Regions from separate parts of the Homo sapiens genome. Here regions 1 and 3 are each linked to region 2. Evidence: chromatin contacts called from ENCODE Hi-C or POLR2A ChIA-PET data. All regions are on one chromosome and are shown on one strand. Each heading gives the region's core, a stretch centred on a gene start or an enhancer-like site at or near the end of the contact. The rest is flanking DNA. Distances are from core to core; before and after follow the strand shown. Region 1 has its middle 110 kb from the start of LINC01776. Region 2 holds the start of LINC01776 (long intergenic non-protein coding RNA 1776). Region 3 overlaps LOC124900404 (a long non-coding RNA gene).

What was found. Hi-C counts contacts between places; a loop is a spot of excess contacts on that map. ChIA-PET counts read pairs that join two places held with the same protein, here RNA polymerase II (POLR2A). Pooled maps may share reads with other maps.
Region 1: a loop to region 2 is called in a map of PC-9, with 14 times the contacts of the local background. The contact joins the enhancer-like site here to the promoter of LINC01776 in region 2. A Hi-C loop is called at or near these places in 5 of 168 maps with a recorded cell type or tissue (A673, Calu3, IMR-90 and 2 more) and 3 of 50 pooled maps. POLR2A ChIA-PET finds 5 or more read pairs at or near these places in 4 of 52 experiments (A549, IMR-90, PC-3 and 1 more).
Region 3: a loop to region 2 is called in a map of Caco-2, with 9 times the contacts of the local background. The contact joins the enhancer-like site here to the promoter of LINC01776 in region 2. A Hi-C loop is called at or near these places in 3 of 168 maps with a recorded cell type or tissue (Caco-2, PC-9 and endothelial cell of umbilical vein) and 3 of 50 pooled maps. POLR2A ChIA-PET finds 5 or more read pairs at or near these places in 2 of 52 experiments (PC-9 and endothelial cell of umbilical vein).

The regions. Positions count from the first base shown.
Region 1 is chr1:98,322,645-98,326,990 of GRCh38, reverse strand. No RefSeq gene overlaps it. Among named protein-coding and RNA genes, the nearest start is that of LINC01776, 110 kb to the right of the region's middle. RefSeq lists an enhancer at 2,312-3,511. Within about 2 kb of position 2,955, at least 15 of the 41 ENCODE cell types and tissues checked have a DNase peak (open chromatin) inside an H3K27ac peak, as active enhancers do; they include A673, IMR-90, PC-3 and 2 more, where a contact is called at or near this core.
Region 2 is chr1:98,208,743-98,213,705 of GRCh38, reverse strand. It overlaps LINC01776 (long intergenic non-protein coding RNA 1776), which reads right to left and starts at 2,995. Exons shown (of 3, transcript NR_046088.1): 1 at 2,896-2,995. The region is part of intron 1 of LOC124900404 (a long non-coding RNA gene); the gene reads right to left.
Region 3 is chr1:98,083,606-98,088,352 of GRCh38, reverse strand. All of the region lies in intron 1 of LOC124900404 (a long non-coding RNA gene), which reads right to left. Among named protein-coding and RNA genes, the nearest start is that of MIR137HG, 36 kb to the right of the region's middle. RefSeq lists an enhancer at 922-1,471. Within about 2 kb of position 1,997, at least 2 of the 41 ENCODE cell types and tissues checked have a DNase peak (open chromatin) inside an H3K27ac peak, as active enhancers do.

The DNA.
Region 1 (4,346 bases), core at 1,706-4,205, 110 kb before region 2:
GCATGAGTGTTCATTTCACAGAGGAGTAAACTGGGGCACAAGAGGTGCAGGTCGCTGGTCCACAGTCATGCCGCACGTCAGTGGCAGAGGCCAAGTGAAATCCTGATTCTTCCCAGGGCTCTTGCTCTTCACCAGTGGTTCCCAGTGTTTCCAAGCATGAGGGTTCTTTCTTGATGTTAAAACTTTTGAAAAGAGATTTCTGGTTAAAAATGATAGCTAAAGGACATTTGTTTATCCCATTTCCCTAACAAAATTCCTGTAAAAAATCTAAAGATATGAATCCATATTATCTCCAGAAAAGAAAGAAGCCATCAATGGATAAGAAAATTTTACCAAATTCTGGAAAACAGTGGTTTAAAAAATGACTGCTGATGCATCAAGGACAAAAAAAAATCATAGACTATAACTGAGTGCTTTATTTTTTTTATTAGTAGCCCTATCAATAAGAATATTTTAAATACACCCTTTCTTGTATATATATACACATATGAACATATATGTATATCTACAAAATGTGTATTTTTAAATTACTTGGCTTTCTAAGCAATAAAATACATTGTTTTCTTTATCAGTTAGACTGGAGTGCAGTGGCACAGTCATAGCTCACTGTAACTGCTAATTCCTGAGCTCAAGCAATATTCCCGCCTCAGGCTCCTAAGTAGCTGGAACTACAGGCATGTGCCACCATGCCTGGTTAATTTTTAAATTTTTTTCTAGAGACAGTGTCTCACTATGTTGCCCAAGCTAGTCTCAAACTCCTGGCCCCAAGCCATCCTCCTGCCTCAGCCTCACAAAGCTCTGGGAATACAAGCATGAGTCACCATGCCCAGCCCCTTGTTTTGACAAAAAATAAAAAGTACATCAAAAGAAAAAGGCAGCATTTTAAAACCGAGCAATCACGTATAATGGAAATTACATTTTTACTTTAGAGTGACTAAGTGCCCAAAAAAGTAGTTTAAATTCGGGAATGTTTTTAAACAAATTTCTAATTTATCAATCAATTAGTATCTGCATACATATGAAACATAGTACATATATATGAAGTGTCATTTTTTCAGTATATAAGTACTGTTTGATATCTATCTGGATGATCAGACCCCTTGAAGTCACGGTGTTTGGGGAACTACCACTACAGACTATTCTTTCCATCTGCTAGGGAGTTTAATGACTAACAGGTTGAATCCAGTTAAGATTAGAAAATAACGGAACAGCAAGATTCTTCTTGTCAAAACATGATACCTGAACAAACGAAGACATTATTTCTTTGTGGGACTCATTGCCAATAGAAGATTTACTTACTCTACAGCAGATTTGAGCATTTGAAAAAGAAGGAAGAAGGGAAGGAGTCATGAGGCAGAAAGTTTATTTACCTATGGAAAGAGAAGTAGAGTTGAATAACAAATCAATGCATTTGAACATTGCAAAAGCCTCCTTAAAATCATACTTAAGCGATTGGGCTCAACTGATACCAACTCAGGCCTGATTCCTTTTCCTAAATAATTCAAATAATTGATTTTTTAACTTTTATTTATGTATATTTTCATAATTTTAGTTATTTAGGTAATTTCAGAATAACATTGCCTTCAGTCTCCATTTTCTTCTCAGAAACAATGGCAGACCTGTTCCACTAATGAGTACATCATAGGCAGCATTCCCATTTTCTCCAGACACTTTCAGTCAGTCCCAACCTTTTCTACACCCTGTGTGTAAGGGACATTTATCCAGAACCTCCAGCAGCAGTACTGGCTTCACTGAAATTACACTTTGCAATTATTGTATTTTCACTATTTTGTAATGACATTAAGTTTATCTTGATAGCTTTCAGAACTTGAAAGTCTTAATTCAAATAAAATGACTAAAATGGCTTGATTCTATATTCAAGCCAAAATTAAGACTTCTTTTCCCAAAAACAGAAAATCCCTCTAATACAGAGAAATTTGTATTCCTTTCCTCTGGAGCAACTCAGAGTTACTATTATCTTAACTTCTTTAAAAGCACATTTCTGTCTCTCATTCACTTTCTCTTTCTCTTTATTTTCTCTTTTTGTTTGTATGTCTCTGTCACTCTCTCCTCTCTTACTGTCTTAATTTTGTATCCCTCAAAATTTCAAGATGAGGTATGAGGTTCTATGATCATGATGGAACTTTGAATAACATTTTTGTGACAGTCGTGATTATACCTATCTTAACCAATAGTCTTGTAATGAGCAGATAGATTTCTATGTAAGTATAATTCATAAATAAAGAAAATAGGTACACTCAATCTCTCTTTATTAGACTTAAAGAATAAGTTGCTTATAGTCAGACCAATAGATTAAGAAAAATCATTTTAAGGAACAACTCAGTGAGCTAAATTAAAGCAGCATAGACTTCTTAGAAAAAGGTATGATTTCAGCAAAAATTTTATCCTTGTACATGACACTTGTCAACAAAAATGAAGATGAGTAGTATTGAACACAAGCCATTGTGAACATAGCAATAAGTATTATACTACTAATAATCATGCGACTTTTCTGCAAAATGTTGGAAACACGTTACTTTCATTTATGATCAGTCAAGTCAGTAACAGACAAGTCTGTTACAGGGATTTTGCCTGATACCATTGTGGGGGCTAAACACTTTCCGTAAGGCTGCTGTCTTTGTGTCTGCTGCTTGGGCATGAAGTCCAGAGGGCAGACAGTGAAAAAGAGAACATGATGTAATACAAGGATATTAAGAAAGAGCTGGAACCCACAGGCATGAACTGAAACTCCTCAGAACAGAGCAAAACCACATTTATTGGCTTTGGTGGTATGGGTGACCTGCAGAAGCAAAGGCCCTTCATCATGGTGCTATAGAATTGGTCCAAAAGTTGGAGAAGCTGAAGGAAAGTTTAGAGGAAAGTTGAACAGTTGCAGGCTCAGCTGCTGCCTCATTCCAAGGTGGTGAATCAGCAGATAAGCGACAAGGCGTGTGAACCACAAAATAGCTGAGACTTCCTTCCTGCCTTCCAAATCTTGCAAGAATTTCTCCGTGGCCCACCCTCACCAGAAATGTAATTCAGCCTAGCCAAAGTGGCATGTTACAAAGCCACCACAGTTTGTATATGGGTCATTCTTGGAATTACCGTTTTCTTTACCCCTACTTCCAATCAAATACATTTCTATCAAGTCTACCTCCAAAGCATGTTTTGAATTCATCTTTTCTTTTCCATCTCTACTTCTACTTTCTAGCAAAAGCCTCCATTTTCCCCCATCTGGACTCTGCATTGTTTAATCTTTCTGTCTTCATTCACTCTTGCAGGTCTCCAACCATTCTCATAAAAGCAATTATGCCTCTGCCCTCTTCAAGGTCTATCAAATCTCATTTCCTATAAAATCAAATCCAAATTTCATGACAACACAATGCCCAACATGATCTCACCCCAGCCTCATCTCAGGACACTCCCTCTCCAGTCACACTGGTTTCCTCTTGCTTCATTCCTGAAACCCTGTAAGCACATTTCTGCTTCAGGCCTTGGCACATATAGTTTGCTCTATCTGGAATCATATTTCCTCAGATTTCTATTATGCTAGCTGCCTTTAATCATTTGGAAATGCCACATTCTCAGAAAAGTATTCTCTGAACACACAATTAAAATGGGTGTCCCCCTCCAATTCTCCAAGTGTTTTTTCTCAAAGCACCATGCTTTTTCATTCATAACATTATCATAGTTCAGAAATATATAATTATTTGTATCCATTTTTAAAATACCTGTTCCTGCCTTCCCCCACTAGATTATACATTTTTATAAGGCCGGGGCAATAACTTTTCTGTCTACCACTACATACCTAGAGACTAACTCAGTACTTGGCATCAAGTAGTCAATAATGTATGTGGAATGCATGATTGAATGTGGCATTTCTGGATTGCATGAATTTATACCAAATAATCAGCTTAATTTCAGAAGCAAGAAAAAACAGAGAAGAGATATATTTACAGTTGTAATAGGAACAGCAGGGATTATTTCAGAGACTTATGGCATATCCAGTAAATTATTATGTTATATTAAACTGATTTTTTTTTTTAAATCATGTGGAAACAGAGAAACTACTTAGGATATGACGTTAAATTAAAAACCAGGGTAAAATATATTTAACATGATTACAACCAGTTTGTAAAAAGATAGATGGGAAAGCAAGGGAAAGGAAATGCATTGATATGTTAGTATTGCTTTACTGAGATTGCAAGATTATGATTGTCTCTTGCCCCTGTTTTTTAAATTTTCTGTGACAAGGCAAAAATGGAAATCCCTGACTTTTTTCATATTGAAAGACTATTTTTTTAAAAGCTGTTGTCAGTTCACAGTAAAATTGAGAGGAAGGCTCA
Region 2 (4,963 bases), core at 1,746-4,245:
GAAATGGAAGAACATTCCATGCTCATGGTTAGGAAGAATCAATATCGTGAAAATGGCCATACTGCCCAAGGTAATTTATAGATTCAATGCCATCCCCATCAAGCTACCAATGACTTTCTTCACAGAATTGGAAAAAACTACTTTAAAGTTCATATGGAACCAAAAAAGAGCCCGCATCACCAAGTCAATCCTAAGCCAAAAGAACAAAGCTGGAGGCATCACGCTACCTGACTTCAAACTATACTACAAGGCTACAGTAACCAAAACAGCATGGTACTGGTACCAAAACAGAGATATAGATCAATGGAACAGAACAGAGCCCTAAGAAATAATGCCGCATACCTACAACTATCTGATCTTTGACAAACCTGACAAAAACAAGAAATGGGGAAAGGATTCCCTATTTAATAAATGGTGCTGGGAAAACTGGCTAGCCATATGGAGAAAGCTGAAACTGGATCCCTTCCTTCTACCTTATACAAAAATTCATTCAAGATGGATTAAAGACTTAAACGTTAGACCTAAAACCATAAAAACCCTAGAAGAAAATCTAGGCATTACCATTCAGGACATAAGCATGGGCAAGGACTTCATGTCTAAAACACCAAAAGCAATGGCAACAAAAGACAAAATTGACAAATGGGATCTAATTAAACTAAAGAGCTTCTGCACAGCAAAAGAAACTACCATCAGAGTGAACAGGCAACCCACAAAATGGGAGAAAATTTTTGCAACCTACTCATCTGACAAAGGGCTAATATCCAGAATCTACAATGAACTCAAACAAATTTACAAGAAAAAACAAACAACCCCATCAAAAAGTGGGTAAAGGATATGAACAGACACTTCTCAAAAGAAGACATTTATGCAGCCAAAAAACACATGAAAAAATGCTCACCATCACTGGCCATCAGAGAAATGCAAATCAAAACCACAATGAGATACCACCTCACACCAGTTAGAATGGCAATCATTAAAAAGTCAGGAAACAACAGGTGCTGGAGAGGATGTGGAGAAATAGGAACACTTTTACACTGTTGGTGGGACTGTAAACTAGTTCAACCACTGTGGAAGTCAGTGTGGTGATTCCTCAGGGATCTAGAACTAGAAATACCATTTGACCCAGGATTCCATTACTGGGTATATACCAAAAAGACTATAAATCATGCTGCTATAAAGACACACGCACACGTATGTTTATTGCGGCACTATTCACAATAGCAAAGACTTGGAACCAACCCAAATGTCCAACAATGATAGACTGGATTAAGAAAATGTGGCACGTATACACCATGGAATACTATGCAGCCATAAAAATGATGAGTTCATGTCCTTTGTAGGGACATGGATGAAATTGGAAATCATCATTCTCAGTAAACTATCGCAAGGACAAAAAAACAAACACCGCATGTTCTCACTCATAGGTGGGAATTGAACAATGAGAACACATGGACACACGAAGGGGAACATCACACTCTGGGGACTGTTGTGGGGTGGGGAGAGGGGGGAGGGATAGCATTAGGAGATATACCTAACGCTAAATGACGAGTTAATGGGTGCAGCACACCAGCATGGCACATGTATACATATGTAACTAACCTGCATATTGTGCACATGTACCCTAAAACTTAAAGTGTAATAATAATAGTAAAAAAAAAAACATAATTTGTGAAATAAGAAGAATGAAAAATTTTAAGTAAATAACATTGGAGAAAAATCATAATTTGTGAAATATGAAGAATGACAAATTTCCATTTTAAAAATATAAGTTTTTAGTTTTTTTCTTACTGCAAAACCAATCCATGTTCATTGCAAGAAAAAAATGCAAAGACAAAAAGAACACAAACACAAACCATATTCCAAAAACCCAACTATAATCATTGTTAACATTTTAAGTATTTCTACATCAAAAACGGAATCATAGTAATCATATATTTCGTAACCTACTCAATCAGTGTTCTACATGCATCAAACACCCAGGCATCTCCTGGGTGGGCTTTGACCTACTTCAAACATGCATACCTGAAATGCCTTGGGGATGCCCACAGATGCATCTACTCAGTGCCTGTCCACACATGAATAACCTGGAAGTGTGGAAGAATTAACACCCCAGAGGGAAAAAAATGACCAATAGATATAGAAGCCAATGGACACATTCTTCCCCCTTTCTGCTCCCAACCCTTACTCTACAGAGTCTAGAGAGATGCTTTACATGGCTACTTGAGGAGGGCTCAGCCTCACTTAACCAGCAATCAGTTTAACTCAGCAGTGACCAATATCACTATCAATATCAATAATGCCTTCTCCTCCTGTTGGCTCTCCCTTTCTTCCCTGCCTTACTCCCCTGCTCTGTCACTTCTCTTTCCTGGGATGGCACTTGCTAATAAAGCAATAGTACATAAGCCATCTGCCATTAGATTTGCTTCCTGGGAAACCCAGGTTTAGCCACCTAATTTTTATCTTAAAAATATATGTTAAATGTACTTTTCTGTCACTATCAATTCTTCCATACATAATATAAATTCAATACGATCATAGACCTTGTTTTTCTTCCTTAATTCTTTATGCTCAGTATCTAGATTAGTATCAACACATTTTCAATGCCTACAAGAGTGTATCATTGCTGCGAAGGTATGAGTCCACCTACTTACATTTTTACTAGTGTATACCTCAATATATTCATTCAGACCACACTTGGACATTCAAGTTGTTCCTAATTTTACCTATGTTAATGTGCCATGGTTAGGCAGCAAACTCCGGGCTCAAACACATGATTATTTCTATATTCTTAAAAGCGATTTATCTGAATCAAAGGTTATGCACAATTTTAGGAATATTTTACAAGCATTTGCTATCCTATTTGAATAAAAATTATGATATTCTATTCATTTTTACCTGTCAGCATTTCTTCTAGTGAACCAAGGTATTCTCATAGCATTGGCAGAGGAAAAGGCATAATCCATGTCCATCTTTTTCATCAGCTTAAAATCCATGTGCTTTTATGGGTGGCAATGAAGCGATGAGTAGCCTCAAGCCAGCAAATTTGGAGTGGGGAGAAGAATTAAACCTCAAAAATCCTTGCTGCTGAAACAATATTTTTTTCTTTTCTTCTTTTTCTTTAATAATGGTATCCCTCTTCCCACTATCCTTCCCAATTGTAATTTACTTTTCATGTCACAGAACTTAGCACCAAACAAATTACACACCTTATCCAAAGCTATTGGCTCAAAATGCTCAGACGGCTGTTTTCACTATAAACCACAGGCAAAGTGATTCCAGGGTGTTGTTTTTCTGATAGTAAAAGAAATCCTGGAAACTCTTTACAATTATTCCTGCATGGATCAATGCGGCGTAGAGCGGTAGTCCAGAGATCAGTAGGAGACGTATTTGAAGCTGAATCAATGCTGACAAAGAAATACTTGCCATTCCTCAAATACTTGAAGTACCTCATTTCCTATGAACTGGATTATCTCTTCATAAATTGTGGGCAACAGCTAAGATAAGTTTAGCCCCTGCCTTTGCTACCAAATATGGCAAGCGGATTTGTGAGTAATGGAGACAACCAAGAAATCAGTTTCAGAACCGCACCCCGCCCCCCTCAAAAAAAAAAAAAAAAGAAAAAGAAAAAGAAAGAAAACAATTTTTATGGTTTGGGAAACTAATCAGTCCCTTCTCTGCATGAAAGAAAAAGCCACACTTAGAAACCTGTTTGCTGCAATGAGTTTGAATGCCTCATACCTGGCTTGGTATTAAAACTTAATGTTGGAATTTGGAAGACTGCTTTCATCTAGTATTGAGTTAATTATTGGACAAGTACATTAAAATGGGTTGATCTCAGAAAATCAGCTAACAGCCCTTATCATACTCCTCTATATCAAAGCAATGTCACTGAGCATCACTACAAACAGTTAGAAAATTAAGGCTTTTTTTCCTCTTAAAATATTTTCTGTCTCAAAAAGTTCTTTATAATGTGTGATAAACTTCTTTAAATAAGATTTTCTCAAATTTTCTTTAAAAGTTTCAATTAAACATATGTTTTTTAATGGGGGCAACCGAACCATATCACGGATGAAAAATAAAATCACCAGGTATCCAACAGAAGGGCCAGTGGGTAAATCAGGCTGCCTGGGCTGAGTGTAAAACAGATCTGTTCATTGCAGAACTCGGGGGATTGAAATAAAACCTCCAACACATGTCATCAATACATTTCTGCTTTAATAAACACCGCTTAAATTTCCCCTGGCATTTAAAAAAATGCATATTAAAAGGAAGAACATGCACAATTCAGGCTAAGGACAAATCTTGAGCCTTCTCAAGTAGAAATGTGTTCAATTTGATAATTTTGGTGCTGTGTCTATGGAGAGAATGAAACTTTGTTCCACCCCCATCTACAAATTTTTATGCACCTATTGATAAAATCTGTAGATGTCCTTGGCCCAATAAAAAGACAAAAAGAATACTGCCTGCCTGCACAAACCATGACGCTCTCACTGCAAACCATCTCAAAGACCTCTCTCTCTCTAATCAAAACAATTCACCAAGGCTGAGTGATGATCTGAAAGAAAAAAAAAAGGAGATAAAATAACAAAGAAAATAAACCAAACTAACACATTTTTAACCTACATATGTTGAAATATAATTTCTTACAAATAAACAAACAAAAACATGATGTTTTGACTAAATGTTTTTGATTAAATGCTTACTTTAAAAATACAAAAAAGAAAGACCCAGTTATAGAATAAACATTGCCAGGAGAACAAAAGCTATACAATTTACCACAAATTTGCTCTTTCTTTCATTTTAGCATAGACATGACCTTACCTTTTATATGTTAAATGATTAAAGATTATATTATTTTTGTTTTATTTTTAATTTTGTGGGCACATAGTAGATATATATATTTATAGGATACATAAGATGTTTTGATACAGGCATGCAATGTGTAATAATCAAATAATAGAGA
Region 3 (4,747 bases), core at 748-3,247, 120 kb after region 2:
TCTTCTTCCCTTAATAGACTCCTCTATAAAGTGTAATATTTCCAAGAACACAAAATAGAACTGCAGTTGCTATTTAACTTAATACTCTAAAGTTTTTAAACTAACAAAATAACGTTTAGTTATTTGAAAATTAATGATGATATCTCATGTAAATCCACAATTTTATATGTATACTGTTCACATTGTTGTTAAAATATAGCAGAATGCAGATGGTGATAACAAAACTGATATTATCTGACATAAATATAAATTTGTCAGACAAATGTGCTATCTCGCTCTGTACTCTATGAAATATAGGGATAAACTACAGGCACTTTTAATCCAACCAGTAAATTTTTTTAGAGTTATTAATCTCTGGTAGAGAATCAAATAATTCAAATATTTAAACAAGTTAGAAATCAGTATGCTTACATGATCCAAAAGTAATCCAACGGAATTAAGTGTAATGCTATCTTCCCAGAACTTAGTTTTTAAACACATATACACATGCAACAAACATAAAGACTCCAGATAAAAATTGATTTTGATTATGGTCAAATACTGACAAATAGGTTTATCTTCCTTATTCTGCATCTCAAACCATAGTAGAAAAGAATATTAATGATGAAATGTATAAAGGGTTTATGTAATAACTATGGTAAAGATTGATTGAGCACCATTGCTCCGCGAACCGTCTAAAATAAATGGGGTCTTGAGAAAGAGATATTTTTCTGCATCTCAAAGCCATCTCCTCTACTTGGGCTCACAATACTCTCTCCTCACCTGTCGAGGCATCTTCTCACCTGTCGAGAGCACATTCATAGCATCTTTCTTTTACAGCTTCATCTCTCCTTCTCCATGGGCTTCTTCCCTTGTGTCTCCAAATATGCATGATTCTCCATTTAAAAAGCAAAAATTATTTCTTTTCATTCTTCTAATTCTTCTAACCTATTAATATATTCCTTTCCACAAATTTTCATAGGAATCATATGCATTTTACTCTGGATGATGAAGGCTAGTAAGACTGAGCAGCATGACATGAATTCATTAACATATTTAACACTAGGCAAGGGTCGTATGAGATTCACTGAATGAGATTAGTAGCCCACAAATCCTCTTCTTTACTTGCTTCTTTTAAGAACTCAACCATTCTCATTTCTCATTACTGAGCTTCCATTCAAACTAAATATCCTTTGTTCATTCTTCAACTCTTCAACAGAGCACATTTCACTCTTTTTTCATAACAATGAAGCTCTGGCTGCTTTCCCGCCTTTCCACACTCTCATTTGAGGTTACTTGCATTGTCCCTCTCTATAGCTTCGTCTGTCTGCAAATGCCTCCTACAAGACACTCTTTTCTCCTTAGCATTTACTCTTCAGGAGAATTCATCCAGTCTCATATCTAATCACTGACTCATTCTGCAAACATTCAGAGGGTGTTTATTCTATGCATGCCAGTGTCCTGAGCACTGAGTTCACAAGTATGAGTAAGGCAACATACTTGTCCTTAGAGAGCTTAGAATTGAGTTGAGGAAAAGACAAAAAAAAAAAAGAAAAGAAAGCAGTTATTGAGGTGTAGCTAGGACAATGGGCCCTGCAGAGGAGAGGAAGCCTCCTAGATAACGGAACATTTGAATCATAACTTAGTAGAAGATGGTCAGGTATTTAAACATATATATACATATATACCTATATACATATTTAATATGTGATATATGTTTACATAATATTATATATACACATAATATTATATATTATATATGTATATATGTGTATATATTGTATGTGTAAATGTGTGTATATATACACACATATATGTGTATATATTGTATGTGTATATATACACACATATATGTGTATATATTGTATGTGTATATATGTGTATATATACACATATGTGTCCCACATGCCTAAAACTTACTCCTCCTTTTTTTTTTTTTTTTTTTTTTTGGAGATAGTGAGATGGGGTTTCCCTCTGTCACCCAGTCTGGAGTGCATGATCCTGACTCACTGCAACCTCCACCTCCTGGGCTCAAGAGATTCTCACGCCTCAAACTCCTGAGTAGCTGTGACCACAGATGCATGCCACCATGCCTGGCTAATTTTTTGAATTTTTGGTAGAGACAGGGTTTTGCCATGTTGCCCAGGCTGGTCTCAAACTCCTGGGCTCAGGTGATCTGTCCCCCCAGCCTCCCAAAGTACTGAGCCACTTTTGGCCTGGTCACTCTCTCTTTCTTTAAAACAACTCCCCTCTTCTACTTCGCCATTTCTTTAACACTGCAATGGGGCTCTCTGGTCCACTAGACTTGAAAAGCCCACATTCACATTCTATCATTCTTAGGAAAAATATATTTTGCCCATACCAATTATACTGTTACCATTTTAACTTCAGAAAATCCTGGATGGGTGTGAGCGTTTGACTTAAAAAAGTACAAATCCTAGGTTTTCTTGCAATCAGTGAATTTAATCAGTCTGGGGCAGCTTGGGAAACAGGTATTTTTTTTAATATCACCAGGTGACTCTAATATGAAGCCACTTGTCTATGTTCTCATCACTACAAACCTCCATCTAATCTGTCCCTAATCTGTTTCAACAGAAAAATGTCAAATTAATCTTGCAAAAACACTGCTTTAATCACATTTCTCAGATCTAATACAACTGGAACCTTCTCACTTGATCTCTGCAATTTAAAATTCTAAAAAAATTCTGTCTTCTAACAAATATTCTTCATTCATTCATGTAATCAGCTGTTATTCAGTATCTAAATGTTAGGCTCAGGGAACTGATAGTTCTCAACTCCTCACAGTCTTCATTCCAACAAAAAAGACAGACACTATATAACCACAATTAAGTGTGATCAGTCTTAAGACAAGGAAATACTAGACTCTAAAGAAACCCATAACAAGAGAAGTTAGCTTAGTTGTCAAAGATGATCCGCTACGCTTTAAATTGAAACATCATCAAAAATTTATCAGGTAAAATGGAGAGGGAAAGGGACGATTTCCAAAAGGTAGGCCAGCATAAGCAGCATATGGTGGTTAAGTGAGAGAGATACCTCACCACTTTTGAAATGTGGAAATAGTTTCATTTCTAAGGGGGGTAATTTGTAAGGAGAACTGTTAGATATGAGTGAGGCCAGACCACACAGGCCCTTATAATGCAGCTAAGGAGTCTGGACTTTATTCTGAAGGAAATGGAAAATCACTGAGTACTTTTATGCAGGGAGTCATTTGCAAGTTTGTGTTTTTGAAAGATCACTCCAGCAGCAATGCAAGGAACAGATGAAGGGGAAGCAAAATTAGAGTTGGAGAGGACATGTGAGAGACTTGCAGTAATAATGAAAGAGATAGGGAATGGATGGTTTGGATTAAAGAAAATTAGATGGATTGGGAAGGAGTTCAGATTTAGAGTCAACAGTCCTTGGTGACAGCGAATATAAGGAACAGAGTGATACTAGGGATGACTCCCATATTACTGGTTTGGAAAAGTTGGTGAATGGAAGCATGATTTACTGAAGCAAAGAATATTGCCAGCAAAACAGTATTTTCTGTGTTGTCGGGTGGAGAAACGTAATTAACTCACTTTCAGATATTTTAAGTTTGAAGTTTCTTAAAAACAAGTTGGCTCTGAGTGAATGGATATCAGAGTGGTGGGACAACAATCAGGAGTGGCCACAGATGCCAAAGGAAAGGAGGAAAGGTAGTGAATGTTGCAGGAAGGGGCTTATTAGATTCGCAGACCCATCAGTTATTAGTAACCTAAGGGGGAAGGCAGAGTAGAGTGTGCTGAAGAGTGATAATGAAGGGAGAAAATGGACAGTCAGTGTTGAAAACTCTCCCAAAAGTCTGATCAGGGAAGAAAAGAAAGATTTTGAAATAATCAGAGGAAGTGCTGCACTTTACGATGGTTTGTTTTCCTTGGGTCAATGAGTTTGGTAGGAGTTTTGTTTAGTTTTAAATTTGATAAGTAGGCATATGTTTACATTCTGAAGGAAAGGGCCAGCATAAAGAGAAACACTGAAAATCATGAGGAGACAGTATGTATAACCATGGCTCAAAGTCTATGAGACATTAAGAGAGGGTGAGATCCAGAAAAGAATTGGAGCCTTTAAAAACCTTTATGTAAGGGAAGTTCCTTCTCAATCTTAGTAGGATGGAAACGACTGTCAAATAATAGCTTATTCCAATGCAATTTTAACTATTCCAGAAAACAGTAAGGACAATAAATTTTTTAAAAAAATTAAAAAGCAATGAAAGCATTCATACTAAAACATGAAAAAAATTCAAAAGCATCTACAGAAAAATCTCACTTGTGAATATCAGTGCAAATATCCTAAGTGAGATGTTAAAAAGCAAAATCAAGAAATGGTTTAACATAACAAGAAGAAAAGAGGTGTAGTAGCTGAACATCTTCAGGAATGCCAAGATGGGAGTTGAATGCCAGTCACTGTTGGCATTTAATAGGAAGAAGGGGGAAGACGGAAGAGGAAGGAAATCTATGCCAGGTATTCCTCTTCTTGTTAGGAAAGCAAATATTCTTCTAAGTTTCCCTGGAAGTCTGCTGTTTGTCATATGGGCCATAATTGAGTCACTTGGCCTCTCGTAACTAAAAATGAGGGTGTGTGGTGAGCAATTACCTCCAAACTCAGTGTAGAAGCAGCAAGGGAGCTTGGGATTGAGAATGGCTTGCGAATACTCATCAATAATCTATGCACAGCATGCATTCATTTCTTTGTATTTTACTCTTTACTGTATCTTAATTTACATTTG